2 separate regions of the Homo sapiens genome follow, and region 1 is linked to region 2. A link is an interaction called in ENCODE POLR2A ChIA-PET data of the cell type or tissue named here. Cell type or tissue: A673. All regions are shown on one strand.

Region 1 (2,500 bases), 99 kb after region 2:
GCCAGCCCAAGTCCTGGGCCAGCCTCTTTCATGATTCTAAGCCCTCTTCCTCCTCGCCGGTGGCCTATGTGGAAACTAAGTATTCCCCTCCCGCCATATCTCCCCTGGTTTCTGAAAAGCAGGTTGAAGTCAAAGAAGGGCTTGTTCCGGTTTCAGAGGATCCTGTAGCCATAAAGATTGCAGGTATAGTTGAAAAGATACAAATCTAGAGTGAAGATGGGAGCAGACCTCATCAACTGGGCTTATAGACTGTGGTGTTACCCATAACAATGGCAGATTACCTGTGTGTTAATAGCAACGTCTGAAGGATGCCTATGTCTTAAATGTTCTCTAAAAGTAAGATAATATAGAAACAAATGGGAGGAGAGGGTTGTCGTAACTTTATGTTAAGTGAAAGATCCATGTCTGTTAGCAGTTCTTTTCTGTTGACAAGTTACATTTCCATTTCTTGCCTTTTGTTCAAGTAATTCTGCTCCACGGTATGAATGTATAATGGACTTTTTCTGTGATATACCTTTGGTATGATAATCCTGATTTGTACTCACTGTGTGCTCCTTTTTTATATTTCTTAAGATACAAGAAATCATTTTGTGAAATAACATGGTTTTTTTTTTTTGGATTGAGTAAATGGATTTTATTCAGAATTTTGATACACCAAGGTCAGCTCTTGAAGAGAAAAAAAATGTTAAGGGTTCAGCCCAAAGTTAATGTTTTATTTTAGAGTGCTAAGGCTCCAAAGTAGAAACAATTCACAATAAAAATAGAAAGCTGCATAATTCACAGATTGTTTTTAAAAAGTTACAGTAGGAAGTCAGAAATGCAGCAGGGTATGAAAGAGGTATGTGTCCTCACATAGCCACGTGTTGCTTAACTAAGATGGATATGTGTTCCGAGATGTGCGTGTTAACATCAGAGAGTACTACACAAATACAGGTGGTAGAGCCTTAGGCTGGTGGTGCAGCCTATTACTCCCGGGCTGCAAACCTGTCCAGCGTGTTACTACTGAATACTGTAGGCAGTTGTAACACAGTGCTAAGTATTTGTGTGCCTGAACACATTTAGACATAGAAAAAATATAGTACAGATATGGTATAAAGGATGAAAAGTGCTTCACCTGTATAGAGCACTCACCGTGAATGGAGCTTGCAAGACTGGAGTGGCTCTGGATGGGTCAGTGATGAGTGCTGAGTGAATGTGAAGGCCCAGGACAGTACTGAGCAAAGCCGAGTTTTATAAACAGTCAACACTTAGGCTGTACTACGTTGATTTACAAATTTTTCCTCAATAAGAAATTAACCTTAACCTACTGTAACTTTTTTACGTTTTATTTTACTTTTAAATTAAAAATTCTAAACTTTTTGACTCTTTCATGAGAACATTTAGCTTAAAACACACACTACAGCTATACAAAAATATTTTCTTCCTTTTTATTCTTACTTTCCTATAAGCTTTTTCATATTAAAAATTGTTTTTAACTTTTTAAACTTAAAAAGTAAGACACAAACATTAGCCTGGGCCTGCACAGGGTCAGGAGCATCAAGACGCCACTAGGCGGCAGGACGTTTCAGTTCCACTAGAATCTTGTGGGACCATCATACGTGCGGCTCATTGTTGACCGAAATGTTACGCCGCGCGTGACTGTACGTACCTAAGAAGCAGAAGCTGTGTCATCAGGTTGGATTCCACCAAGCCTGGTGACCAGATCTTCAGATTGTCACCCTAGTAGCCAAGTTAAAATAAGCTGTTTGGTTTAGGCTTTCTGTAATACTTTCTGATGTGACCTTTTGGAACACCTGACACCCTTCATTACCAGGATGTAGCAGCAAGCTGCCAAATGCACACCCTTCGATGGATGGTCAGAATTGTGTAAAAAATAAAACACATTCTTTGGGTGGCAATAGGGTGATAGCAAGCAATGTATATATATTTTTAAGAGTATTTTATTCCTTATACAAAATACATTATCTCAGGTACTCTTGTTGTTCTGAAGTTCTCTTAAATGAGCAAATGATAGGCCAGACGTCGTTATTTTGGGCTTCATATATATTTTTTAAAGCCAGGTGATTTTTTTTTTTTTTTTTTTTTTTTTTGAGATGCAGTCTCACTCTGTTGCTCAGGCTGTAGTGCAGGAGGCACGATCTTGGCTCACTACAACCTCCGCCTCCTGGGTTCAAGTGATTCTCCTGCCTCGGCCTCCCAAGTAGCTGGGATTACAGGCACATGCCACAATGTCTGGCTATCTTTTTTTGTATTTTTAGTAGAAATGGGGTTTCACCATGCTGCCCAGGCTGGCCTCAAACTCCTGACCTCAAGTGATCTGCTCGCTTCAGCCTCCCAAAGTGTTGGGATTCCAGGTGTGGGCCACCGCACTCAGGCCAGGCGATTTCTTGAATACAGCTTTCAGAATGTATTTATTGCAAGGACTGATACTGTAGGTGGATGACAAGGTCAGGAGATCGAGACCATCCTGGCTAACACGGTGAAACCCCGTCTCTACTAA
Region 2 (2,500 bases):
GGAAGGGTCAAAGACAGGCAAGTAAGGCTTGGCAGGGTGAATGTGTACAGTCCCCAAAGAAAAGGGGAGAGAGAGAGAGAGAGATGGGGGACAGCAATCCAGTCAGTGAGAACATCATTTAAAGATCCTTGGCTCACACCTGTAATCCCAGCACTTTGGGAGCCTGAGGCAGGCAGATCACCCGAGGTCAGCAGTTTGAGACCATCCTGGCCAATATGGTGAACCCCATCTCTACTAAAAATACAAAAATTAGCCAGGCGTGGTGGTGGGCGCCTGTAATCCCAGCTACTCAGGAGGCTGAGGCAGGAGAATCGCTTGAATCCAGGAAGTGGAGATTTCAGTGAGTTGAGATTGAGCCGTTGCACTCTAGCCGGGGTGACAGAAAGACTCTGTCTCAAAAAAATAAATAACCATCCCGGCTAACACGGTGAAACCCCGTCTCTACTAAAAATACAAAAAATTAGCCGGGCGAGGTGGTGGACGCCTGTAGTCCCAGCTACTTGGGAGGCTGAGGCAGGAGAATGGCGTGAACCCGGGAGGCGGAGCTTGCAGTGAGCCGAGATCCCGCCACTGCACTCCAGCCTGGGCGACAGAGCGAGACTCCGTCTCAAAAAAAAAAAGAAAAAAAATAAATAAATAAATAAATAAAATAAATAAATAAATAATTAAAAAATAAAGATCCTGTAAGTGGGCTGGGTGTGCTGGCTCACACATGTCATCCCAGCACTTTGGGATACCGAGGCACGAGGATCGCTTGAGCCCAGGGGTTCAAGACCAGCTTGGACAACAAACTGAAACCCTGTCTCTATAAAAATCAAAGAAAAAAAAATAGCCAGGTGTGGCAGCCGGCACCTGTGGTCTCAGCTGCATGAAAGACTGAGGCAGGAGGATCACTTGAGCCTGGGAGGTGGAGGCTGTAGTGAGCACTACACAAAAGAAATCGCTGATCCTTCAGCAGCCATTTCCCACTCCAGCAACTCCCCGCCCCTGGCAACCACTCATCTACTTTCTGTCTCTATGGATTGGCTTGTTCCGGACATTTCACATACACGGAATCATACAGTGTGTGGTCTTTTGTGTCTGGCTTCTTTCACTAAGTATTACATCTCCAAGGTTCATCCCGCTGTAGCATGAGCGAAGTGTGACAATTGATAGATGGATCGATGAAGGTTACATTCATTCATTCCATACACATTTACTGAGCACCTACTGTGTGCCAGTCTTGGCGACGACCCAGTCAGGAATAGAACTAACAGTAAACCCTGCCCTGGAGGGCTTCTGGTAGGGAGGAGAGACAATAAACCGAATAAACTAGTACATTATTTGGAATATTAGACGCTGATAAGAGCTCAAGTGAAGCATGGGGTTGGAAGTTGGGTGCAGAGAGAGGGGCTGTGACTTCGAGCAGAGCGGTCAGCAAAGGCCTCGCCGCAGGGTGGCCGCAGGGACGCTCCCGCTCAGCCCGGAAGGAGGCGAGAGGCGCGGTGCCCGTCCCGGCGACTCTGGGCCAGCAAAGAGCTCCCAGCGCACGCGTCGGTGCCTCGAGGCCCGGGACCCTGCGTGTCTGGTCCCCGCCGTGGCCCTGCGTCCGTGACGGTGGGTGGCACCAGGGAGCATTTCGCGCGGCGGGGCTGGGGCCTGCCTTTGAAGGGACGGAGTCGGGCGTCGTGGTGGGGTGGACACCGGGGATCCCCGGGGCGCGGACGAGGGGGGCGTCCACCCTGCGAGCTCACCCCACGGCCCCCGCGTCCCGCCCTCAGCCGCAGGCCCCGCCCCGCGCCGCCCGGCCCCGCCTCCCCGCGGCCGCCGCCATTGGCCGCGCGCGCCGCCTCCGCCCTCGGCCTCGCACTTCCTGGCGGAGCCATGGCTGCGCAGCGGGCTGGCCGGGGGTCTCCTGAACCCGGGCCCCGCCGCCCCGACCGCCCGGCCCCGCCGCCGGGGCTGTCCCCGCCGCGTCCGTAGCGCGTCCTGCCAGGTGGGCCTCCGCGCGCGCCCACCCTCCAGCCCGGGACCGCCAGGAAGCCGCGCCCGGCCGGGGCGGGGAGCTGGCGGAGATCGGGAGGGTCCCCGGCCACCGCGAGCCGCGACCCCCCTGCGCCCCTTGGTGCCGGGGCGGGCGGGTGGGCGAGTGGGGGCGCCGCGGCCGGGGGAGGGGCCGCCGCCCCCGCAGGTGACACAGGTGCGGCCTGTGCGGACCGCCCCGCGCGTGGCAGGTGAGTGGCCCCCGCCCCGGGCCGTCCCGACTCCGCCTCCTCGCCGCCGGCTGGAGCCTGCTGGGCGGCCGTTGCGCTGAGTTCCGCCTGGGCTGCGGGGTCCGAGCGAACGACAGCGGCGTCCCCGGAGACCCCGCCGGCGAGCCGGTGTCAGCAGCGTCGCTTTCTCCAACGCTGAGGTCGGGAGGGAGCTTGGGGAGGAGGCGCTCTGGGAAACCCCCGGCCGGACGGGGCCTGCGGTCCCATGTTTACTGGAAGACCTTTTCCAGTGACCTGGGATTGTCACT

What was found. Peaks named below come from ENCODE experiments on the same cell type or tissue, not always from the same donor. Only the 100,000 strongest peaks of a DNase experiment are listed, where the experiment ranks them.
Region 1: POLR2A ChIA-PET joins it to region 2 with 7 read pairs; 8 of 35 experiments call an interaction of 5 or more read pairs at or near these places.

What each region holds. Positions count from the first base shown.
Region 1 is chr16:84,745,491-84,747,990 of GRCh38, forward strand. USP10 (ubiquitin specific peptidase 10) reads left to right here. Exons shown (of 14, transcript NM_005153.3): 4 at 1-183. Among named protein-coding and RNA genes, the nearest start is that of USP10, 47 kb to the left of the region's middle. In A673, a CTCF peak has its summit at 1,528 (motif pointing right); no DNase peak of the experiment used is centred here.
Region 2 is chr16:84,646,675-84,649,174 of GRCh38, forward strand. It overlaps KLHL36 (kelch like family member 36), which reads left to right and starts at 1,837. Exons shown (of 5, transcript NM_024731.4): 1 at 1,837-1,975. All of the region lies in intron 2 of LOC105371376 (a long non-coding RNA gene), which reads right to left. RefSeq lists silencers at 1,501-1,670, 1,731-1,920, 2,131-2,410. In A673, no CTCF peak of the experiment used is centred here; DNase peaks (open chromatin) are centred at 1,007 and 1,817; H3K4me3 peaks cover 1,088 bases.